Regions from separate parts of the Mus musculus genome. Here region 2 is linked to region 1. The links are chromatin loops, found by intact Hi-C in ENCODE. Cell type or tissue: left cerebral cortex. All regions are shown on one strand. Links, peaks and the distances in the headings refer to the core of each region. The heading gives the core; the rest is flanking DNA. Region 1 overlaps Lncpint (long non-protein coding RNA, Trp53 induced transcript). Region 2 overlaps Lncpint (long non-protein coding RNA, Trp53 induced transcript).

The links. A loop is a pair of places that touch in the nucleus more often than their neighbours do. Peaks named below come from ENCODE experiments on the same cell type or tissue, not always from the same donor. Only the 100,000 strongest peaks of a DNase experiment are listed, where the experiment ranks them.
Region 2: a loop joins it to region 1, with 2.0 times the contacts of the local background. A loop is called at or near these places in 7 of 42 quality-filtered maps.

The regions. Positions count from the first base shown.
Region 1 is chr6:31,169,364-31,182,327 of GRCm38, reverse strand. The region is part of intron 1 of Lncpint (long non-protein coding RNA, Trp53 induced transcript); the gene reads left to right. Among named protein-coding and RNA genes, the nearest start is that of Lncpint, 43 kb to the left of the region's middle. In left cerebral cortex, for the core only: a CTCF peak has its summit at 5,783 (motif pointing right); a DNase peak (open chromatin) is centred at 5,701.
Region 2 is chr6:31,118,743-31,131,706 of GRCm38, reverse strand. The region is part of intron 3 of Lncpint (long non-protein coding RNA, Trp53 induced transcript); the gene reads left to right. Among named protein-coding and RNA genes, the nearest start is that of Mir29b-1, 62 kb to the right of the region's middle. In left cerebral cortex, for the core only: a CTCF peak has its summit at 6,324 (motif pointing left); DNase peaks (open chromatin) are centred at 5,028, 5,826, 6,248 and 10,403; H3K4me3 peaks cover 1,159 bases; H3K27ac peaks cover 1,655 bases.

The DNA of each region.
Region 1 (12,964 bases), core at 1,590-9,589:
AGCTAGGGCCTTGTGGTTTGAGAGCAGGCCATAAGAGCCTGGGCGGTGGGAGGAGACCAGGTCCTCAGGCCTCGAAGGCTTTAGGCTCGGGAGCTGTCAGGAGTACCATGGGACAAGTTCCGAGGCCTAGAGGGATAGTGCTCAGTTTGCAGTGTGCTGAGGTGGATTAGAGGGGCAAGGACAGGAAACAGCAAGTTTGGCAAAAAGAAAACATCCATGAAAAATACTCAGGCTGAAGCATGGACAGTTCTGAGTTAAACGTGGTGCAGAGCACAGCCTCCATTGAACAGAACGTGCCTTCGGCTCATAGGTTCCCAGCAGGTGTAAAGAGCAGTTTCCTGATACAGTGTCCCTGGAGCAGGGCCAGCTGAAGGGGTTCATGTTTTCAGCTGATTCAATGTGATACTGCGGCATCTGTAAACAACTTAAAATAATGAAATCATACTGATTTTTTTTTCTAAAATAGCAGCAGAGAGACCAGTGTGAGAGACCATCTAGGGAGAACAGAGACAGTTCATCCCAGTGCACACCAAGCCAAGTGGTCTTTTCAGTCCATGCATGCAGACAGCTTTACAGTTGTGTTTTAACATTAACATCCAGTTGCTTTCATGTTTTTACAATAAGCCCAGAGTTTCAATCAGCTTATCTGTTAATAACTCATTTTCAATTCTCTTCTCTTTTCTCACTGACATTTTCCTCTCTTTCTCTCTCCCTCTTTGAGGCAGGACCGCACACTGCATCCCAGGTTGGCCTAGCTTAGTTGCTATATAGTCCAGGCTAGCCTCCAAATCATGGCAGTCCCCTTACTTTGGCTTCCCAGCTCCCTTGGTTATAGAAATACATCTGTGTGTCCTGGGTCAGTCTTGTAGCCATTTTCCCTGCCTCTTTTGAATCAAAAATATCTCCAATTAGTCTTATCGCTAGAGACAGCAGATTCTTCTGGGTGAAGGGTCAGACTGGTAAAAAGTAACCAGATCATGCTATATGTATATATGCCTTAAAACAAAGGACATCATTTGATACAAAGATTGCTATGTTGTGTCTAAGGCCACAAATTAACTTGCTCTGCGCTATCACTTTAAACACACACACACACACACAAATGGAAAAGAAAACCTGTTTTCTTTCTACTCTCCTTGAAGCTTGTCCTGGATGTAATAGTTTCTTTTCTCCCACAGGCATCTCGTTGATTCCTAGCGTTAGAAGAACTGAGCTAACAGGAGTCTGCCACCTCTCTGCCTTGCTGATGCACCCAGGCAGGGCTCACTGGTTTGCAGGAGTACATGACCACAGATCAGAGCCATTGGTAAGTAAGTGCAGCATATGGCACCCTCTGGCTTCCACGTACGAGTGTGCGCATGCGCACACAGACAGGTGCATAAGCATGTACAAAGTGTAGAATCTTAGAGCGATGAGGTGCATTTTAATTGGGTTCTTTAAATTCTGCTACTAGCGAGTGATGGTGGGGTGGTAATTTCCCCTGCCAATAATCAATAATTTAAGATAGTAGTAAATGCGTGTTTGTAAATGAAGGGATTCTGAGAGACGGTAAAGTCACTGATAAGAGCCATGGAAGCACTTTCCTTACATAGTAGTTCATCTCTGAAGACAATAGTGCTTAAATGCAGGCATTTCGTGTGTAAAAGCCTTCTCCTTGGTTACTTGTTTCAGTCTCTATTAGTAAAATGCAGATGTACAGGTGAGGCAATTTCTGTAACACTGGAAAAGGTTGCCTCTCAGTGCAGTCCCTCAGAGCAGGGCGGACCCGAGATCCATGCCAGTTAAGTGGAAATCGTACCGATGGTTCTAGCTAAAAACAATGGCTGTGCTATCTGAGTGTACAGCAGACTGTAGGGCCTGTTTCTTAGTCACACAGAGCAGGGAGAAGGGCCCTGGCCTCTGCCATCAAAGCACAAGCCACTTGTCTTGATGGCAGTGACGTATCAGAAGAGACACCCTTTCTTCTGTTTTATTCTTGGAAGCTTTTCTGACAGAAGTAGTACACCATGATCCTGCCTGAGGGTCTTGTTTTGGACTCCAGTTAACAATAGAGAGCAGATGTGTAAGGCAGTCCCCATTTCATTGAGGTGGCTGCTTTTGGGTCAGAACATGGCATTGTTCAATATGGCAGCCTCTTGGCCACACGCATCTTCTGAGCACTGAGACATGGTAGTGCCATCTGAGATGTTCTCTGCTATGAAATAAGCGCTATTCCAAGTACTTAATACTAAAAACTACCACGTAGCAAGGCATAGTGGCTCACGCCTTTAATCTCAGCACTCAGGAGGCAGGGGCAGGGGCAGGCAGATGTCTTGCGTTTCAAGTCAGCCTGGTCTACAGAGTGAGTTCCAGGACAGCCTGGGCTATATAAAGACACAATAACAACTCCACAATATTTAAAATTTTTCATACTTTAAATGTGGAAATAACATTATTCATATATTGAATTAAATAAAACATTAAAATTAAAATTAATTTCATTTTCCTCCATTTTACCATGTGACAGCTAGCTGTCTCCCCTTTCTCTCTCCTCTCCCTGTTCTTTCTCTTTCAGATAGAAGTTTGAACTTTAGGCTGGTCTTCAGATCTCTTGCCTTAAATTCCTGAGTGCTCAATTGCAGGCATGTGTCACCATGCCTGGATTAGAAAATTTTAAGTTGTTTGTACCTTGAATTTGTCAGTCTCTCTGTGTTTACTTTTTTATTGACTTGTTTACTTATCTGTTTATTTAAAGCAAGGTTTTGCGTGTAGCCCAGATTGGCCTAGACTTATAACAGCCCTGTTGCCTGAGCTTCCCACGTGCTAGATAATAGGCGTGTTCCTTCACACTTTCAGGAAAGCTCCTCCATTGAAAAGTACCTTCTGAGACAGCAGAGCAAGCAATCCCAGGGGAAGGCAGTGGGACTGAGTGTAGACAGGGTCGCAAATCCAGAGATCTTAGGATGCAGCCAGGCCAGGCTTGCCTGGACAGGAGGGAGAGGTGCACACAGGAGTAAAGTGAGCAGCATAGGGCCACATGCAAATGACGGTTATACTAGGGGTTTTTGTTTCTGATGACATGAACAGGAGTTGGTGGGTTTCAAAGAGAGAGGTGTGCGGCGTCTGCTCTTCTAAGCTGCTGCAGTGTGAATAGTCCAAGATCAGGGCATTTACAAGGGAGAAGCAGAGAGTGGAGCAGCGGCCAAGTGCCTGAGACCAAAGCTAACTAAAGGAAGTGAGGTGGGATTGCAAGGGAGATGGGTGCCTGAGACCAAAGCTAACTAAAGGAAGTGAGATGGAATTGGCAAGGGAGATGGGTGCCTGAGACCAAAGCTAACTAAAGGAAGTGAGATGGAATTGGCAAGGGAGATGGGTGCCTGAGACCAAAGCTAACTAAAGGAAGTGAGATGGGATTGCAAGGGAGATGGGTGCCTGAGACCAAAGCTAACTAAAGGAAGTGAGATGGGATTGGCAAGGGAGATGGGTGCCTGAGACCAAAGCTAACTAAAGGAAGTAAGGTGGGATTGGCAAGGGAGATGGGTTGGATAGCACCTGGACAGTGTAGTACAGGGTCTGAAAAGCTGCAACGTCGGTGAGCAGCCCTCCATTAGTCAGTGCAGCGGGTGGGTTAGATCAGCTGGGACCTTGGGGTTGCTGGAGTTAGCCATGGCCTTGACAGTAGCACATTCAACAAAAATGGGCAAGGATAATTGGGAGAATGATAAGAAACCGAGCTTAGGTCTTCTTGAGTCAAGGAGAGCTAAGGAAGTTGATTGTGCACTGCTGGGAGAAGTCAGCACCGTTTCCCAAGGCTGGCCAATGTTAGACTTGCTTTCCTGACAAGGCTCTCTTCATTTGTGACTTAGAAGATAGGCACCTACCTGAGTAAGGCCGGGGAGGGGAACTGAGCTCTTGGGCGAGTGTCCTGGGCTTGCTCTGGGGTGGGACAGAGTGAGGGAGTGAGCAGAGAGGCTGGCGCTGACTCTGCTCCAAGGTTGCTTTGCAGCTATTGTGAAATTTGGCCTCATTTCTCCTTGCTCAGTGCCATTTATATTCTGACAGTCAAAGTTCTTAAGAAACAAATGTTAAAACTTAGTTCTTGTCAACTAGAAGTGCTGAAAGCCTGGTTCTTTGGGATTAATTCCCTGTATGTTACTTTTAAAGGATGTTACCAAGATATTTGAAGAAATAAAGGCTAAACCATGCCCCAAGCCCTGGCCCTAAACCACTGCCTAAACATCTCTATACTAGATCAGATAATGCCTACATGTAAGTCTTCTAACAGGGAGGCAATTTCCGTGCCTGCGACAGCTTCACGAAGGTCAAATGGAGGCAGTAAGACCAAATGCTGTAAAGCGCCTTTCCCGTTGGCAAGTAGGGAGGTTAAGTTTGGCTGATGTTTGTCAGAGCATTGAGTATAACTGGGAAAAGTGGACGCTGACACCTTCTGGGCTGCTGATAACTAATTCACAACCTGCTAATGGAACCTGACAGAAGTCTAAGCAAACAATCTGTCTATCCTGAGAAACCTCAGCATTTCAGAGCATCCGCTATTTGGGTCCTCTGAGGTAATAGTGGCACAGTGTGAGGTTATTCTCCCTGTGGAAGATACTCGTTAGGATAATAAAGCATATTTATATTTCATACCTGAAGTAGAAGTAGAGTTGTGTTTTCTTTTCACAGTACAGTCCTCCTTTATTTAGAGGAAATTGAGAACTAAAACAGGAAGAGCCAAGTGGGCATGGTGGCACATACCTTTAGTCCCAACCCAGGGAGGGATAAGGTTCTTGGGGCAGTAGATGGTAGCTAAGAGGAACCTTGGAGCGCATTCCAGCAGGAGCTGCCCATTGTCTACCGTAGGACCAGAAGGGCATCAGATTTTGGAGTCTGGCCGTCTCCACTCCCAGTACCCTCATATCTAAAATAGAAAATTACATTTCAATGTCTTTTGGGTAGACTTCTACATTTTAATTTTTTAAAAGACTATTCTTTATTCTTAGATGGTTTCACTCATACATGCAGTATTTCATGATTGGATCTGCCCCTAACTCTCCATCACTTCCTTCTGACACCTCCCAACGTATGCCTCCCCCACCTTCCCCACCATCTTAATAAAAGAAATCAATAAGCTTAGAAAAAACTTCCTTAGTCTAAAGCAAATGGAATAAAGTAGTTTAGGAAACAGTTGTTTGACTGAAGTTCACTAAGCCAAAATTTAGGATTTTGGTTAGCACCAAGTATAAGCTTCCCTGCTTTTGTACACTGACATCAGTATGTAAATGAGGGTGACACTTTACTATTTTGGGAAGTGTGATTATTTATGCCTTGTCATTCAAGGAAGTGCTTGCAGTAACAAGCAGATGCACAAAAGAAAGTCCTCTTTGTGTCCCTTTGGGGTAATGTTGGGGAAAGAATATAGAAAGTTACTCTTCTTTCTTGGGAAAACTGGTCCATGATCCACTTTTTTGGTTTGTTAGTGATCATGACTCTAAGTTACCCCGGAACTTATCCAAACACAAGTTGAAGCTAGGGTTTCCCTGAGCCATAGGTAAGTCTTTTCGTGACATATGGTCCACACATGCTTTAGGAGCAATCTTGACAACAAAACGTTCATGTGGGCAGATGTCGTTTGTGCCACTGCTGTGCAAAGTGGGTGCGGCACACCCGAGCTGAACACAGGTCCCTGCGAAGGTACTAAGAGGAAGCCAGTGAGCTGTTTCCCTATCACTGAATGGCAAAGATGAAAGTCTCCACTGTTGGAAAATTCTAGAAGGTCCTCCAGGCTGACGAGCCACTCCCGGAAGCAGGCTTTTGTGTGCCACAAGAGGGAGCCCCTGATCTAAGGCATGAATTCTCATTTTGCTAGTATTTGTTTCTTTTGAGCTTAATATATCGCCCTGACCAGACTGGAACTGTATAGACCAGGCTAGCCTCAAGATCACAAGAGATCCACCTGCCTCTGCCTCCCAAGTGCTGTGATTCAAAGGCGTGACCCACCATGGCTAGCTTTTGCTGGAATTTACATTTATAAAGGGAAAAAGTTTGAGCTCACGGTGTTTGCTTTTAAGTGTAATTTTACTGTGGTGCTTTGAGTATTAGAAAAGGTTCCGAATCTGGAAGGAGGTCACCTTAAGCCTCTCCCTTCCCTTTGGTTCCTTCTTACACGTTTTATCTGTGACTTGTTTGTGGCAGATTTAAACACCACCCCTGAGCAGCCAGCCTGTCCTGGTTCCCATTATAGGGCTGTTTCCTGGGGAGCTGATGTGAGAGCTCTCCTGTGGTTCATTTCACTCACGTGGAGCTTGCTGCTGCCCCCAGCAGAGGAAAGTGGCTCTTGTGTAGAACGCGGCATGATTTTACCTCACTGTGTAGCACGGTGTTCATACATGCTCTCCTCCCACCCCTATGGTTCTGTCACAATACTGCGATACTCGCACTGGTCACAAGAGGCCAGCTCTCTTGCTCAGGGAGGCAGAAAGGAGGTAGAACATAGCTAACAAAGAGGCAGGCCACCATCTTTCTAAGTTACTCTTTAAAATCATGGGTCATTTTAGCAATACAAAAAGTGCATAAGGAACTCAATATAGAACTCAAATGGTACGTGGTCATTAAGACATACTATGTGTTTTCCCAGAAGCCTTTGCTCCTCACTGCTTTCCTCTCTACTGAATCTTGTCATCCCAATGCATTTTAAAAACATGACAATGTAAACATACATATATTCTCAAACATAGCATCATTTCACAGCATGCTGTGTTTTGTATGTTCTATCCAAAGTATCAGTTGTGTCTGTTGGGAGGGAAGGAGAGGCTGAGAAGATGGAGGTGTGGGAAGGATGTCAGATCAGTCCAAGTGTTGATGCTTATGGAAGAGAAGAAATGAGGATTGGGCAGAGGGACAAATTAGGCAGTCAGAAAGGCTCCACGAAGGCTTCATCTGATCCCCAGAGGGACTGCTAGGGCCTGTCCTGGCTTTACATTATATATAGCTTAATATCTGCCAGTTTTTGGCCTGACACAGGGATGGGAGGGATGAGACTCCTCCTGCAGATGGCTGTCAGGTTGCAGCAGTCCTCAGAGAGGTGGGGAGTAAGCTTTCCCTACTTAAAAGGGACCGGGACAGTATGTCTCCCTGATCGTCACAGTTCGTATTGTATGCATTTTCTGACCTGGAATTTTTCATCCAATGATGTAACTTTGAGATTATTTATATTAATTGTCTGTAGCCCTTATTTAGTATTTTTATGGTCTTGAAGTTCGTTCATTTGTATGTGTGGTAATGTACTTGTTAGTGTATGTATGTGTGCCCTCAAATGTGGAGGCCAGAGGTTGATGTCTGGTGCCTTTTTTCCATGGCTTTGTGGCCTCTCAGTGAACCTGGAACTCATCAGTTTGGCTTTACCAGGTGGCTGTGAGCATCAGGGATACACCTCTCCCCTCCCCTCCCCTCCCCTCCCCTCCCTTGCTGGGGTTACAGGCATGTGCCTCTGTCCTGAGCTTTTTACCTGGTCCTGTGAATCTAAACTTATGTTCACCCAACTAAGTCATGTCTCCAGATATATGTCACTGTTTTTAAAATGTATTTTCCTATTGAAAGACTTCTGAGTATTAAAGATTTTTTTTAACTATTAGAAGAAGAGTAACTGCACTTTTTCCCACTTCATAGAGAATGCACCGGATTAGCTCTGGGGTAGATAACCAGGAAGTTCCAGGGGCTTAGAGCACTCACAACTTGAAACTTAATAGCTGTCATGATTTGCTCTTTGAAGTGCCTGTTTTGGGCCACAGCCTCATTAACACTTGTCACTGTCAGAGTTTAATTCTTACCAAGCTAAGGGTATAACATGGTTTCTTGTATTTTTAGTTAGAATTGTGTTGATTATGTAGGAGATTCTGAATTTGCATTACTGTCTGTCTGTCTGTCTGTCTGTCTCTGTCTCTCTCTCTGTGTGTGTGTGTGTGTGTGTGAGAGAGAGAGAGAGAGTGTGAGTGCATGAGTGCGTGCGTGAATGTGTGGGAGCACACGCACATGTATGCAGGTATTCGAAGAAGCCAGGAGAGGAATTCGGATCCTCTGGAGTTGAAATTCCATGTGTTTATGAGCTGCCCAATGTGGGGCCTGAGAACTGTCCTCTGGAAGAGCAGGAAGTGCCCTTAAACACTTAGCCTTCTCTGCAGCCTATGTGGCTATGCCTGTGGGTGTCATTGCCTTAGAAGTTTGGAGGCCAATGTAGGAGCTAGAGAAAGTACCCAAGAGCTGAAGGGGTCGGCAACCCTATAGGTGGAACAACATTATGAACTAACCAGTACTCCCAGAGCTCGTGTCTCTAGCTGCATATGTAGCAGAAGATGGCCTAGTCGGCCTTCATTGGGAAGAGAGGCCCCTTGGTCTTGCAAACTTTATATGCCTCAGTACAGGAGAAAGCCAGGGCCAAGAAGTGGGAGTGAGTGGGTAGGGAAGCAGGGCAGGGGGGAGGGTATAGAGGGGACTTTTGGGATGGCATTTGAAATGTAAATGAAGAAAATATCCAATTTTTTAAAAAGAAGTTTGGAGGCAATCAATATATTTGTCGCATAAGTTCCTTGGAATCTATATAAAAACAAGCATCTAACCTCACAAGAAATAGGGCTTAGTTTTTTATTTTAAAAGTGGTGCCTTTTGTTGAAAAAGATTTGACTGCACTAAAATTCATCACTGCTCTTCCTGTGGGCAGCGTTCCTTTGTATCTTATTTTAAGTTCTTCCTCAGTCTAAGGTCTTCTAAAGTGGCTTTTAGTGTGTGGGAGAATGGATTGCAGATGCCCATGTTTTGGTCCTACTGATATCTGTGTCCACCAGCACTACCCCTGGCTGATGTGTCCTGTCTGTCCTGATGTGCCCTCCCAACTCTATCTAGATGTTTTACATTGTAGGTCATTGTGCTCCAATTGCCTATTTCTTGACTTATTCTCCTTATGATGGCTTCATTTATTTATCACCTCTTCTCTGATCATTTAAAATCTCTATCCTTTATACTAACTTAAAATGGCCTACTGGATGCCCTTAGGTTTCCAAATACATTTTAAGATCGTGTTCAAGGACAAATTTGCTGTTGATTGGGGTCATGCATTGTATTTATAGATGAATCTGAAAACTGATACACTTGTGGGACACATAGTTCCTTTCTTCTTAATGTCCCTCCCCCACGCATGTTGTTTTTAAAACCTTTTTACTAAATACCGAATTAAATTTTGTCAAATATACTTGACAATACTAATGAATAGATCTTTTACTTAACCAACGTTTTTGCTCACGTTTGGATCAAATTAATCTCTCAGTGATTATTCTTCTACCCAAGTCTTTCCCGTGATGAAGATTATAAGTATCTGTTCATATCTCAGTCTGATAATGTTAGGAGTTTCATGTTGTGCTGATGTGAGAGGTATTTGGGTAGGGAATAGAAGCAAACACGTAACTTAATCTTGTCTCTGTATGACAGGGCTGGGGGCTGCTCCAGCTTTCAAGTTGACCTGCTTTGTTTCCCCTGTCATGTGGCCATCAGCTGGGCCCACACAGCCAACCCCCGCCACACACACACACACACACAGACACACAAACACAGGCAGACATTCTGTAGCTGTCAAACTGATTGGACCTGGTTGTTTCTTGCCTGGTTTGCAGATACCGTACTGTACGTATTCCATTGATCTCTCCTTGTGGTCAAGTTGCTTGAGTCTGTGTGTAGTAGAACATCATTACCAACATAGTTTTTCTTTTCAGGATCTTCTAGGTTATTTCTGCTTTATACTTTCACGCCAGATGAACTTCAAGAGGATCTGTCCACCCCCTTCCCCCCAAAAAACCCACCATCTTGATTGGCAGTGTTAATTTCCTGGAGACATTCATGTTTTCATTTTCTTGCCTGATGATTGCTGTGGATTCATCTGGTTCATACATTCTGAAACTCTTTGGTTAGAGCAGATTAGTCCCCAGATTTCTTTTCCAATTGAAATTCAGCGCAATTAAATAAACCCATTTCAGCATACACGATCATGCCACGTGTTTGTTCTGCGAAGACAAAATGTTTTTCCCTATTGAGCAATTCCTGAAAGACTTAGGTGGCTAGCTAGGGTCCCCGAATTTCCCAACCAGACAGTTTCAGACACCGTCATTTATGGACTGCTGTGTTGGAAGTCTTTTCACGTGGACTGCATTGTCTCTTGTCTGTGACTTCTGTGTTTACAGTAAGAAAGTCAGACACAGGTCTGTTGAGACTGTCTAACTCTCTCACACCTGCTTGGGTTCTGCAGTAGTATTTGCTAAGTGAAATATGAGGACTGGTTTGTCATGTGTTTTCACAGAACACCGATGGCTCCTGGCCAATCACGTTAGTCTTAGTCTTATTTTTCCCCCATGCATAAAATTGCCTATTTTTCACTTCAGATGGGGGTGAGAGCCAGTTCTGAGTTTTTTTTTTCCTTGTTGCTTGCACACCATCTGTGGTCTTGGCATCTCAGACAAGTTCCCAGATCACCCAAGGTATTGGTTGGTCAGCACTCACAGTGATCAGGACCCTAGCCTAGGCTTGTCACTGTTTGTCAGGCAATGTCACTCTAGTCACCTCAGTGCTGAACGTGGCTGCTGTGGCCTCCGTGTTCCTTTCATTGTAAATAACCTCTGCAAAGGTAATGCAGAGAATTTGCACGTATACTCCAGCCAGTCTCAAGGAACAAACATGGTAACATAACCGAACAAGCATGTCTCTTTATCCACACTCATGGGTAGTTCTCTAGTGTCCATTTCCTGTTCAGAATCTTCAGCCAGGGATGCCATATTACTCTTAGCCTCACGCCTCTCAAAAATTGCGTTTGGCCTTAACATAGTTGAGTATAGGTGTTTGAATTTTGTTTTTGCTTTGTTTTGTTGAGACGTGGTCTCACATAGTCCAGGCTGGCCTGGAACTTTCATGCAGCAAAGAGTGACCTTGAACTTCTAATCCTCTTGCCTCCACTTCCCAGGGGCTACATTTACAACATGCCCCACAATACCTGGTTTTATGCAGTGCTAGGTAGCCAGCCCAAGGCTTCATGCATTCCAGTTAAGTCCTCTACCAACTGAGCCACATCCATATTGCTACAGCATCAGTTTTGAGGATTGCCTTGTTTCTTTGTCTAGGGCAGCCTACAGAAGAAAGCATTTATTTAATTCTAGCATCACGTTTCAGAGGGCGAGTCCATGGCCATCACCATGGGAAGCATGGCAGCCGGCAGGCTGAGCGCTCATGGCCTGATCCAAAGTAGAAGGCAGACAGACAGCAGGACCTGGCATGGGTTCTTGAACCTTCAAGGGCCACTCCCAGTGACATGGCTCCTCCAACACCCTATTCCAACAGGTCATACATACCTCCTAATCTTCTCCAACTACTCTGTCAACTGGGACCAAGTATTCAAATATATGCTCCCATGGGGCCATTCTCAGTGGGACCCGAAGTCTATTGGGGAAGATAGTGTGTAGATTGTCTATCTGTGCCCGTTTTACTGAGTGTTGGATGTGGTGGGCTTGGAGGGAAGACCACAGAATGGAGGTCTTTCTTTGTCACCTCCCCATGAATGGTGTACATGCTGTCTGTCACCATCAGTGTCACTTGTCACTGGCTCAGTGTTTGATGGTTTTCTGTAAAAACTTGTTTTCTTTTCTCCCTCTACCCTTGGAAGCAAGTCACCAAGGATAGTAATCTCACCTGTAAAGTTATGTTAACTGTCTTTCCTATACATTCTTTACATGCTGTGTTTGAAATCATGCCAGCTTGGGGAGGGGTTGGTATCTGATTTCAGATATCTATAGTCTAGACTTAATGTTTAGAGCCTTAAGTGCAAGAATAAGTAAAAACACGTCTACATGCAGGAATGTTTGGAAGCAGTGTAGTTTTGCAGCCGCCTGAATTTGATTTATTAGTTTTACTTTAAAATCTCCACAATCTGCAAACTGTAGCAGCCGCTCTGCTCTGATCAGATGGCTGCACAGACTGCTCCCAATTCTTTTAGCATAAGAAAGCCTCACAATTTTCTCTTAGAATTCGGGGAATAATGTTTAGCATCATAGCATTTTATCCATACTGAAGTCTGTCTAGTAAACATAAAAATACATTGATTATAATTAATGGAAGTATTTTTGAGTATTGAAATGTTCCTAAGAGTCGTTGGGGCAGTTCACTGCTCCCTCCTCCGCCCACTTCTTCCACCTAAAAGAAGTCGGCTGTAGGAGTTCACGCTCCCTCTGCTGGCTCTCTTGTCTGTCTTTGTGTTTCAGGAAGGGGAGAGGTTCTTCCAGTTTTGTTTTACTAGTCTGCGACTCAGTCAAGTCAAATGGCCTTATTTATACTTAAGAAAAAATTAAGGTATTACTACTTTAGCATATAAACAGAATATTCCAGAAATGGTATCTTTGAAATGGTTCATGTATCTGTTTATAGGATGAATTTTGTGACTGCCAAAATGAGTTAATTTGTGGGACAACACTTGGAGCCATTCCGTGCCACCTACAGTTATAAACATTGGTCTGGGTGGACTTGCTAAGTCTTTTGTCAAGACTCTGGGACTTGATGTCTCCCCGTGTTTTCACTTGACTTTGAGACGGTTTCAGAATCTTGCACTGAGGGTAAAGGCTTAAAAATACGTCTGAGAAGTCTCCTGCTCACTTCATGCCACTTGGAAGGACAACTAAAATCAAGAGTCGTGTTTCCAGTCAGGCGCAGGGGAAATCCTTTCCTTGACTTTCAGTTCCACTCTCAGTAGTGAACCGATTCCTTCCGTTCATGTGGGGATTCCCATGCTGACAGCCAGGGGCCTTATCACATATGTGCAGCACACAGGGGAGTGCCGCCTTTGTTATTTCTTAACTGAGTGAAGTCTGCCCTGAGAACTATTGCCGTTTTAATATTACTCATTCTTCGTATGGACCTGTAAAGTCTGAACATCAAAAAGTTAAATATAGAAAATTGTTATCAA
Region 2 (12,964 bases), core at 2,794-10,793, 52 kb after region 1:
CTTAAAGAACTCAACATCAGACCACAGAGTAACTTCACAGGGAGCCAAAGGAGCAGGAGTGTAGTGAGAGAAAAAAAAATTTGGAATCTGCCATCCAGCACACATGCTTTTGAAACAACTTTTAAGTTTAAATGTATTTTTATATTCTTTCTTTCCCGTCCCTACCCACGCAACCTTAAGTTCTTTACCCCAAACAAACAAATATTTTATACAACAACCAACCCCCAAAACCAAGAAAACAAAACACTCAAAAAACAGGGGGGAAAAGAAAAAAATTAGACAAACAAAAAACCCCACTAAACTGTAGCCATATAAAAGCTCACGCACACATGCGTTCACACACACTGAGGAGTCCATTATATGTTGGTCAGCTAATCACATTCTTTTAAATATTAATAATTTTTTAAAGTCAAAGTTCATATGATCATTTTTTAAAAGGCCTTTTAATATTAATTAAGTGGTTCTCTACGTTTTAACCCTGCCATCCTTCAATACAGTTCCTCAGCTTGTGGTGACCCCCCCAACCATAAAACTATTTTCGTTGCTATTTCATAACTGTAATTTTGGCACTGTTAAAAATCATTAATGCCCAATATGCAGATGGTCTTAGGCAACCCTTTGAAAGGGTCATTCGGTCCCCGAAGGGGTTGAGGACCACTGCTCTGGTTCAATTCACTCTGGGCAAATGTGAAATGTTAAGATGGATAAGAATGATAACATGAGATCCATTAATCATTCTTATAAGTAAATTAGAATTAGCTATGCTAATCGTAAGGGTTTTCCGATTGTACTCCTTAACTCTCCCCTAAAGAGTCTTTTTTATTGGAGAACAGAGGTCTAAAGAGCCCATTGCTCTGCTAGGCTGCCTTACTCTCTGGCCTGTGCCGCCTTTAGCAGGCCCCAAGCCTGTGGAAAGTTCACAGCTGTTCATGCTCAGACACCACAGGCTGACCACACACCATGACACCATTCTGATCCCTGCCCCTGTGTTCTAACCACCTGAGTCACCAGCCAGACTGAATAGCCACTTCCCTGGCAAACTGCTTCTTAGCAGGACCAACACACAAAAGCCTTCCAAGGTTGTAGACTTTTGGTTTGCACACATTTGGTCAAACATGGCCAACTCACACACCACCTGCCTTTGGCCAGCCTTTCACAAGAGTCTTGTACTCCCAGCACCTTCTTACTTAACATGGGAGGATTTGATCATTGCTCCCCTCTCTTCTTGATGACCTTTCAAGCCATAGTCTTTCTGATTCCATACATGTGAAATAGACTCACGTATTCGCTCTGCATTTTAATTCTATTTGTGTTTTTCTAAGATCATGTGCTTTCTTCCTTGTAATTCAATTAGGAGTACTAGTTGCAGCCAAAAACCTTGGTACAGTCCTCAGTCACACCAAGGCAGAAACACACTGTGTGTTCACCTCAGTGCCCACCAGCCTCGGCGGTTAAGTCTTCTTACATTTGCATACAGACACATGAGAGGTTCTCTCAGCGTGCTGTGCTCCAGTGGTGGCCAGCATTGCTCCATGGATGCACACCTGCTCTTCACACCCATTCACACAGCATTACGCATGCGCCAGGAGTGAAGTCAGACTCGGAATAGGTTACCTGGCAGTCATGTTCCTGAGGAAAGATGAATTCTTGTCCTGAGCCAATGTAATACCAACCTTAAAAACGGTTGCTAATCTCTTCCTGAGCTTAATTTATGAGTTAAAGTTTAACTCAAGCATATATGCACAGGAGAAAGTACCATGTGTGGTAGGTTCTACATTAGGTGAGGTTTCAGGTATCTACTGAGGGTCTCAGAATGTATTGCACGATTAAGGGAAGACTTTTTTTAATGCTATTAACTGTGCCAGAATGCTTCCTCCTTAGTTTTAAGAAAAACACTAAATTCTGAATCAACAGAAAAGATACAGTTGCTGAAAATGATGATTAAATGTAAGTTTGGAAGTCCTGGATAATTGTAATACCTGTGAATATTTCTGATACAAGAATATAGTTTCCTACTGATTTTATTTACAGGTAGTATGTTTATTCTAGAGGGTGGTTGATATTGAAGCCCTTGGAGGGACCCAGATCCAAGCTGGTGGCCCTAGGTGTCCCTCAGCATCCATCTCCCCTCTCTTTGGGCATTTTTTCTCATAAACTTTAGATACAGCAGCTTTGCCAGGTGAGACATCTTTTTAAAGACCAGAAAACAGCATCCAGAAGGCAAGGAAGGACTTCTGAGTTTCCATGGTGGCAGAAGCTTAGAAGTAGCCGACTCTTAGAAATGGCGTTTCGATCTCTGTCCTCTGTCCTGACGTGGTGTTCAGAGCTCTTGGTTAATGATTACCCTAGGATTAAGTTCCCTTTCAGATTCATGCGCCTGAGCTTGGGGCTTGCAACACGTTCAGTGTCACACAACAGGGGCATGGCCCACAAAAAGAAAGACAGACAAGAAAAGATGTCAGGTGGTTCCCTCACTGTATAAGTGTCGGGATGTGCTTTGCAAATGAGGACAGTCTGCATCCCTTGGCAGTAATAACTGGGGGGGGGGGCTGTTTTCATGTAAGGGGCCTGTTCTAGGCAGAAAAGCTAGTACACAGGGCAGGGCTTCACAGATTTACACACCAGCAAATAACACGTGAGTATATACATATCTGGGTTGAAATGTAACATTAGCTCTTAGTCATTAATATGGTATTCTCATACGTTTTGAAACACGTCTTGACGAAGGTTTACGCTTCTAAAATGACCTTAAACTTACCCCCTAAGGATATGGTTGCCCAGGGGCTCTGCCAGTAGAGATAGTAATTTCTGTGTTCGGCTCCACACTTGTCAGGTGTGGTGGAACTCTGAAACTTACTGGGGCAGGTAAGACATTTGTGTGAGATTTGGCCTGACATGACTTTTAAAAAAAAAAAAAAAAAAAAAAAGAAATCAGCTCGGGTATGCCTCAGTCTGAGACAATGACAGCATACACAGAATACATTGATAGGGTTTAAAGAAGTAGCAATAGTATTTGTACCATCTCCAAAATGTGATGCTTCAACAGGAGTAAGCCGGAAATGCCGAGGCTCCTGGGACACCACATCAACCCGGTGTCCTGCTGCCATTTAGAGTGTGCATCAGCCGTCACCTAGTGTTATTTGGGGAATGAAACAGGTTTCAGTGCTAACATGGAATATGAGAATCTCTGTTCTGATACACAGCTAAATTTTACTATTAGGCAAAATACTGGTAACATTAAACAAAGCTAGATCAGCTGAGAGGACAGTTAAATGGTAGCTTCCTTCCTGTTGGTGTTGGGATGTCCCAGTAGATAATGATCCTGAAACAAAATTTTATTTGCGAATACTTGGTTTTCTTAGTTGGACTTCTCGATTCAGAAAGTATTTGTGGAAACATATAGAAGGTTAAGATAAAAGCTTGTGTTATGGAAGGAACAAGCTTCCATACTTCACATTTCATAACATTCTTAAGTCTATGTTGTAAAGACGAGGCTTCCCCACCATTTGGACTGAAATATCTAGTGAGGATGGAGGAGAGAAGTTGGAAACTCCCAAGGCTTCTGCTTGGTTGCAGACCTGTGGAAATCAGTATGGAGCAAAGAGATACAGAGTGGGGCTGGAGCATGGCTCATGACTGAGTGCTGACTGCTCCAGCAGAGAATCCAGGTTTGAACTGCCAGGGTGTTCGAGGTCCTCTTTTGGCCTCTGACCCTGGTGCACATAAACTCATGCAGGCACATAACACGTTTAAAAAAAATTTTTAAAAGAAATATAGGAAGATGGTGTCATTTCAGATATGTGTCCTGAGTGGGTTTTTTTTAAATCTCAATTTACAGAATTTTTATGTCCACAGAGTGTTGGAAGTAGTTAGGTACTCAGAGCAAGCACCACTTGTGTAGGGCATACATTCACTTGGATGCCTGTTGCCCGAGTCAGGTAGCTGAGTTGGGGAGTCCATGTAGAACTCATTATATAAAGTTGTTGATTTAAAGCCTATAGCGCAGCGCATCTGTCCGGTTCCCGCGCCTTTTCCTCGTGCACATCCTTTGGCAGCGTGTCTTTTGTTTCCCCAGGCACACAATCTTCTAATGCAGCCTGTGAGTGGCAGCCCCTTTGACATAGGTCACCCAAGACCATCAGAAAACACAGATATTTACATTATGACTCCTAACAGCAAAATTACAGTTATGAGGTAGCAACAAAAACTAATTTATGGTTGGGGGTCAGCACAACATGAAGAACAGTATTAAAGGGCCGCAGCATTAGGAAGGTTGGGAACCACTGCTCTGACATAATGTTTGGATTCAGTCTCAAACACTGACTGCTCTTCCTCCGGCATTTGTCAGCTTGGATTTTACCCCTCTAGCATGGAGGTGGGGGTTGGGGGGAGGGCAGGCACAGGCAACTCAACCTGACTCTCCTTTCACAAAAGTTACAGATGCTCTACGTGGGGTTGTCCTGATGACTAGAGTCAGAGAGAAATCACCCAATGGTGTCTGCGGTCAGCAGTGTTAGTTCTCTAGACAGGCAAATGGCCCTAAATGGTAAAGTGCAGGATAAAGACCCAGGATGCTTGGATGAGGGGCACACTCTTGGGCCCCACAGAGGCATCAACACAGGTTGTTCAAGAACACATTGAAACATTTGTTTATGAAGGCTGGGTTACACCTTTGTTTCAGCTCTTGTTAGTTTTTCAACAAAAGTTAACATTTCCTTTTTTATAACTTTCCCACCTCCATGGAATCCCCAAACCATGGCCCCGGCCTCTTAGCCTGAGAGTGTGGTACCTGCCTGCCTGTACCTACTTCAGACTCACCAGCAGTCATATACAGAGAGCAAGCTCTGGCATTGGTGTGGGATACGTTGGTAAATTGCCGGTGTCGACATCATAATTCTCTCTCGCCTGGCGGAGGAGCCAGCTCTCCTTGTGGTTGGCTGTGGTTTCCTCTGGGCTGGGGAGAGTGGCAGGGAAACAACGAACCCTGTCTAGTTTTGACTCTGCCCGGGTGTAATGCATCCTGCGGCTCTCCTGAGATGGGCTGTGAGAGGCTTACCAGAAGGTTGGCAAATGAGACTTCCACACGCCTCAGCACCCGGTAGCCAATGGCTTGCTGAGCCAACATAGATTACCCCCTTGTGGTTTCATTCATCAAGGGGATCCCCGGCTTCATCAGAACACAGCCATGACTCTTCCCTGCCTCCTCCAGAAAAGCAAGTGCGCACATCTTGCCCTAAGAAGAACTCGGGGTGCCCTGGGTAAGCAGAAATGGGAGGGATCCTCCCCTAGTTTCCTCTGTGTGGATTGGGGGTGTTAGGGAAAGAAGCTCAGAGCTGCTTTTCTTTGAGTTTTCTTTTTTTTTTTTTAACCCAACTGCTATTCAGCGTTTCCTTCTGTCTCACCCTCTTCATGTGTAACCCACCTTCATCAAGTTGTACTTTCAGTTTCACATTTTAAATTACAGGATTCCTCTTTTCCTTGTGCATTTGAAAGGTTTTTGTAAACTAAGTAGCCACAGTTACTAAGTTACTAATTACGCCTAGTTCCTGGTTCTAAACCAGTTTTTAGGAAGTTTTTAGGAGGTGCTTTCACAGCTAGGCAGAGGGGAACGATCCCTGTAATGAGTTTAGGAACTGATGGTAACATGTCTGTCCGGCTTGCCCGTCTCAGAGGCCAACCTCGGAAAGAACACTGCTGAATCTTTTCTGGTGAAGTCAAGATCTCTCTTCCCCGTCTGTTGGTCTGTTTTCTGTCGGCCAAGCAGCTCATCCCTGTCTCTGGGCGTGGGCTTTGGTCTGTGTACATTCAGTGTGGTGGCATTTTTCTAGAAGAAGTGACTAAATCTTCTTGGATGAATTCTCTCTTTGAACGAGGTGGTTGGTTGCATCAGAGAGGCATTTACAGTAAATGGCTCCCCCTTCCTGTGCTGGCCACATGCGAAAGAATGCTCTAATTCTTGTTTTGAGGAAGCAGGAGCTATACAGCTCTGAAAACTCCCTGGTCTCATTAAATAGCCAGATTTGAATCTTAAAATTTTTTTCAAGTTGGAATCACTTTGTGCTCCCTAAATAAATGGCGCAGAGAGAGAAAGCTTTCCACTCCCGAATTCTGTCTGGAGCGCCTGATAGTTCCCAGTTCAGAAAGAGGAAATGGCATTGAATATAGATGTAGTGACGAAGGTCTAAAGTAAGTTCTTCACAGCCATTTTGTATTCCGGCCATCTGCTTCTTAGGTGTATGGGTGCTTGGTCTTTGGTGCCCTGGTTCTCAGTGCGATCCCGTAGCTCTTTGCCGAGGTTCTCAGGAAGCAGGTCTTCCCCCTAGTGGAAATGCGTGAGGGCGCTCTGGCTGTTCTTTGAGGGAACTTTAAGGTGCAAGCCCCATACAAGAAAACGTACGCAGTATTCCAAATGAGTTTATGTTAGGTGTTCATGTAGTCACCAATTAGTTTATAATTTTTTAAGCCTAGATTTAACTTTACATTTTTATAATACAAAACTATTTTGTATTTTTGTAATTCACAGAGTATATTATCTTTCATTTTGTTGTCTAACAGTGGTTCACCCTTTTATCTGACTACTTTAAAAACTTAAAAATCCACTTACTTATGTGCCCACGCGCTATGGCACATGCGTGCTGTGCACGTGTGGAAGTCAGAGGACAATATACAAGAGTCAGGTGTGGTTTTCCACCTAACTTTGAGTTCTTGCATGGAGCTCAGGACAGCAGACTTGGCAGTGACTTGCAACATACTGCCATCATGCTGGCCTGTCTGTCAGCTCAAACCCAAGTAAGTTACAAGGGCCTCTTTATTTCTGTATTGAAATATAAATATTTTACTTATACATTGCTTTTCTCCTTTATATTGAATTTAGGGAATTGCCCTAGCCTTTTAAAAGCTATTTATACACTTGTTGATATTACTGTTGAGTAGTATTTTGGAACAGTACCACGTGATAGAGCTTATTATTATTATTTCATTAATAGAAAGGGGGGCTTTGGAGGCCAGGGCCATTGCTCAGTATAAAATAGGGAGGAATGTACTGCTGTAATCCCAGTGCTCCTGTGGAAACGAGTCCCAGCCGCTAGCCTGGCACATAAAAATGGGCAAATATTGAGGTAGAAGGTGAGGACCTACGGCCGAGGTTGTTCTTTGACAGCATATTCGTGCCCGGTAACATCTGTGCATTCACACACACACACACACACACACACACACACACACACACACACACAGAGGAGGACCCCGTGCTGAGCAGGGTTTTGAACCACTGACCTCACTGCTCCTGCTGTTTCCACAGGAAGGGCAGTGTAAGGAAAAACAGGTATGGAGAGAAGTTTATCCATCACGGTGTAAACTAGCCGAGGAGTTAAAAATAAACACAGATTTTCTTGCAGTGGGACATTGTGTCCCTGCCTTCTTACCGTGAACCTGTTCAGTGTGTGCCATTTGAACTTGAGACAGTCCCATGCAGCCTAGCACAGCACAGGGAAGGGACTGACTGTATAGTCGAATGACTCTCCTGGGATCAAAGCTGTGTGAGTAGGCTGACCACCACAGTGGTTTCTGGTGCTTCCTCTTGGGCTCGTGATTTTTAATTTCCTAGGCCTTTTATTTGGATAATGTCTTGATATTGTATGGGTGTAATTATTTTTCTCAATTCTTTTTGGATTACTAGTGGAAGATTTTATTTTGCTCTTTGCTGTCCTCAATTTTCTGTTGTTTCCAGGGTCTTTTTGTTGTTTATCTTGTTTATTTTTGATGTCGATGTCTCTGTCTGTGTGTGTGTTGGAAGGGTGCCTCTCCCACATGGGTGGTCTCCCTGTATTGTGCTATTGGAGAACTGCTGAGAGTTGGGGGGAGCAGGCTTTATTTGGGAGTTCTCATGGCCATGTGAGTGGTTCAGTCCTCACGAGGCTTTTACTTAGAGAGTCACCTCCCTGTTTTCATCACCTGGGGTGGGGTGAAGTCAACACAGGAGACCTGCTTGTGTGACACCAGACACTGTCATTACCTCCTTCCATTCTTCTGACCACTTCTATCCCATACTACACTTGCGTCCTTTGAACTTGGAGCCATATAGAGGTTCTGAATAAACTCGCTTGGCCTCCTCTGTGTCTCAGACAGAGGCCAGGACAAGAGCTGCCTCTGCTTAGCATATTGGGTTTCACTTCACCCTCCAGACATTTGAGCAAATTTCTCCACTCTGGAGAGTGTGTGTGTGTGTGTGTGTGTGTGTGTGTGTGTACAGAAGGGGGGAGTGTGTGTGTGTGCCAGGATAAAGAGCAAGAGTACCTCTCAGTGATGGATTCATACCTCTCATGTAGCACAGCACCCCTGAAGCATACCCCATCTTAAAATGGCAAGTCTCTCTACTAGTTATCAGAATTAAATCGGAACAGTTAGCCAGATGTGTTAAGTTTTCTTTAGTGTGACAAAGTATCCAAGATAATCTAGTTTCTAAGGAAGGGAGAGCACTTGGCCCATGCTCTGATTTATAGTCGGGTCTGCCTATTGTTTAGGGTCTGTGTTGAAGCAGCCACATAGTTGTGGAGTTGCTGACCTCATGGTGACTAGGAAGTGAAAGAGAGCAGTGTTATGAGTCCAGCATAATCCTTCATGAGCTTATCCGCAGTGCTCTAGTTTCCGTCTCTTAGACTCCACCTCCTGAAGGCTCTGTCTCCAATGTGTGTCATTGAGGACTTAGGACCAAGCCATACAAGGGATCTTGTAGGACTTTGGGATTCGGTACTATTTGGCATTTAGTCATGGAAAAGGGTTAATTAATGGGGCACCGTAACTGGGGTGGGGGTCCCCGAAATCTAACTGAGGAGGTTCCTAATGGAATGAAAGTGAACTGATGTCGCTTCACAGAGTGCTCATTGCCTGGTTCTTTCCAACCTAGTTGTTAAAATGATAAAAGTAGTGGTTGGTGGCTGTTCTTGATCTGTGGTTGCCATTGCCACTTGGCTCCTTATGTGCCACTTGGTTCCTGGGAAGTGCAAACCCTCCCATTTCTTCCTGTTGTTTGAGACATTTCTAGATTGTCCCCATTTGTTTGCTAAGAACCGCCAAACCCATGTTGAGTGTTCTTGTCTCTGTCTGTCGTGCATGCTATGAAATGGGAAATGTAGATACCAATTAGTCAGTTCCAGGTCCCTGACAGTTGATGAATTAACTGTAGGAAAGTACACAGGTTTCAGGGGACTCGGAGTCCATATCCCAGTCAAGAAAGACAACAGTTGTGTTGTGTTGTGTCCCTTGTGCTTCACCCTAGTCCTCCCTCCCTTGCTGGAGTGAACATGCTAGGACTCTAGTCTCAGACAGATTGAGTCACAGAGTGGGAACTCCTGTCTTCCATCTTCCACCAAGGAGTTGTCACTGCTGTATGTACGTACCTGTTCTCCAGCCTTCCTCTGTGGGCCTGTGGTATTCCGTACTGCTCTGGAGATGCAATTTGGGCATCTTCTTGACATGTTTGAATGGCATCCGCTTCCTTAGCTTTAATGAACATCAAGCCACTGTTCTCTATTTTTTGGACTTACCGGGACATGCAGAAGATCTGTTTTACCTTCATAAGGCTTATAAGCCGTTCTTCTGTTTTGTCTATTATGCCAGCAAGCTGGGTGAACTCTGGGGACTCAGTTCCTTCCTCGCTGTGCTTGTTGACTTGCTAAGTTCACTTATGCTCTTAGATATCCATAGTGTCTCATTGTGGTTTTAAAATAAGCATTTCCTTCAAAAATAGTATGTAATTACTGGCCATCTATTTATCTTTTTTTTTTCTTTTGGAGTATCCAAGTCTTTTGCCCTTCTCTTTGGGTTTGGTATGTTTTCTGTACACCTCAGCCTGGCTTAGAGCTGTTGAGCCTTCTGCTTCCTGCATGGTAGAGTAATTGGTATCTATCACTATGACTGGACATTATGTGCTAATATTTAAATTAGGAAGTATCGTCTGCTGAGAAGTTTAAAATTTAATAGAATTTGAACACAAGAAGTTCCTGTACTGTTGGTAGATTTTTTTTTCCTTCTAAATAATCTTGTCTCCGTCTGTGGAGCTTTCTCCAGGGTGTTTGTTTAGACCCGTGCTTTGCCAGTAATTTGTCTCCAGTTAGTTGTCCTTGTGGTTCCCAAACCCTACTTCTTTCCTCGCATGACTTGTAAAAGGACTCTGTTTTCTTCATTGACTTGTCTAGGCACCATTGTTGAGAGCCAGTTGTCCATATGCATGTGGATCTATTCCAAAGGAGCCCAAACAAGTCTATGAAGTGGCAAGTACGTACATTTTTAAAGAAAATGCTCAGCATTTTCAGCTATCAGGAAAATGCAAATCAAAACCACATTGAGACTCCATCTCGCCCCAGATGTCATGAGGAAATCAAAAATCAGCAAGCGCTGGGGAGGCTGCAGGGAAACCCTGACCCGCTGCTGATGGAGATGTAAATTACTGCAGCCGCTATGGAAATCTAAATAGAGGTTCTCAAAAGCCTAAAAATAGAACTAGCACATGACCCTGTCACACTGCTGCTGGGATACACCCAAAGGAATGTCAGTGACAGCAGGGACATCTGCACACCCGTATTTATTGACGGTCTCTCAACAATAAGCAAACCATGAACTCAGCCTAGGTGTCCAGCAGATAAACGGGTAAAGAGAATGTGGTGTACACGCACAGTGGAGCATTGTTCAGTCACAGAGAACAAAATCATGTCATTTGCAAGGAACTGGATGCAAATGGAAACCAGACCATTTTCCCTCCCACAGAATGTAAATTTTTAAAAAATTAAGGAGAAGAAAGAGAATAGAGGAAGGAGTGAACATGTGTAAAGTATATTATGTACATATATGAGAATGCCATATTGAAACTCAAAGTGTGTGATGGATTATATGCTAGTAACAGTTATAAATGACCTGGGAGGGTGGCACACACCATTGATCCCAGCACTTGGGATGCAGAGGCAGGCAGGTCTCTCTGAGTTCAAGGCCAGCTTAGTCTTCATAGGGAGTTCCAGAACATCCAACGCTCAGTGATGGGCATCTCCCTAGGATGCTTAGTATGATCCCTTCTACTCAACTGCTCCAAGCTGATGGGATTACCTAAGCCTATGATCTGTGACTTACTATACTGCCTGGACCCTTCTGTGTCATTTTCTCTCATCTTTGAAGATAAATCTGGTCAAAATTGTATGTTCCGACAGTTCTCACATCTAACTGCTCTTGTTTCTCCGGTGTGTCTCCTTTCTTCCCATTGCCTTTGACCCAAATTTCCATGAGCATGTCCCTGTCTCTCTGCTCTGGGTACTCTCTCTTGAGCCATTCTTCTGTGCATTCAGCATGGTGCTCGTTAAAACTTCCCATAGCTTCATGTGTGTGTGAAGTCTTCACACAGGTCACCTGGGCTCCACCTTGTCCTTGACGAGTTCCCAGGGAGACATAGAAGAGTGTTCTTTTCCACACCACGTAGCATAACCTTGTGAAACGCTCTCTGGACATCCACCATTCCTGTGCTCCCTGGTCTGGCCTGGCCGTCCCATGCCTTCCACTCACCTGCTCTGCTTCTGGGCCCCAGCCTCTCCCACCTGGAGAAACCCTTCCCAGATCCTTCCCTTTCCTATTTCGGAGCAATTCATCTCTTCCCTGAACATTCCAAATCTTGGGTTTCATCCGTCTTGTTTGGTTCAGTCCCTGCAGAAGCAGATGGTGAACGTGGATGCTTTCTGATCCAGCTCCGCTGCTTGGAAGCGGAAGGACCTCTCTGTGCTTCAGTGCCCTCCTCTTTAGGGGGCAGCTTTGTGCAGCCATGATTAATGCGTGCTCCTAGGTGACTCTGAGGACTTGTCAGTTGAACTCTGTGATGATACCAATGACCTTCTCATTCTCCATCTGCCAGAGCAGGTTAACACTCTCTTGGGTCTGTACCTCTAGCACCTGTCTCCTGTATGTAGTTACCTGTGTGTACCTAGTTCACTAGGTAAGGATGATGATATCGCATGTGCCACCCAGGACCTGGTAGGAAGCTTGGAATGCAGTTATATACCGTGAACTCATTAGCCTTTCTTGAACGATACTGGACACCATGTACAAAGAAGATTCTAATTATACTGTTTCTGACATCAGCGACTCAGCTCAGTCTCTCCTGGGGTTCACATCCCTGAAGGTGCTCTGGGGTGTGGGACTAGGGTGTGCTCTTTGTCCTGCTCTGCAGTGCTTGAAGCTGAGAATGAAAGGGGAAATGGAGTAGGCTTGAGAGTCTCAGACTTTCCCCCATGTTGTTCCCTGCCTGCTGATGCTGGTTCTTGGATTTGTAGGTTCTTTCCTAGTTGTGGGGAATTTTTCAAGCTGGATTTAATGAGAGGGTCTCAAAAAGCCACAGGGAAGTCTGGTGTGTTCTCAAGTTAAACACAATATCTCTTCTTATTCATTTTTGATCTGTGTTTCTGAGCTGACTTGTGTAATTACATTTAAAGAACTTAATATCAAAGATGTCTGTTTTGATGTTTGCACCACTGACTTTTTCTTTTGCCAATTAGAAGCCACTTTCAAGACTTTGCGACACATACAGTTTAAAGAGAGTGTCTGTATTATGTGCGACTATATGCTCCTAAAATGCACATATAATCCGAGGCTGGAGAAGTGACTTAGTGAATTAAGCACTTGTCAAGCAAGCATGGGGACCTGAATTCAGATCCCCAGCCCCCACATAAAGGCCAGGGTCTGAGGGTCACGTCTGTAGTCACAGCTACACTGGGAGGTAGGGGGTAGGGGTGGCCTAGGGGTACAAAGACTAGGGGACCCCTATCTAACCAGTTGGTCTGGTTGGGATGGTAGTTTCCAGGTTCTGGGGTTAAAAAAAAAAAGACCTATCTCAAAAAATATTAGGTGGATTGATAGAGGAAGACTGAAATCTTGACTTCCAGCTTGGATGTGCACATGCATGGGTGTGTGTGTGTGTGTGTGTTATAGC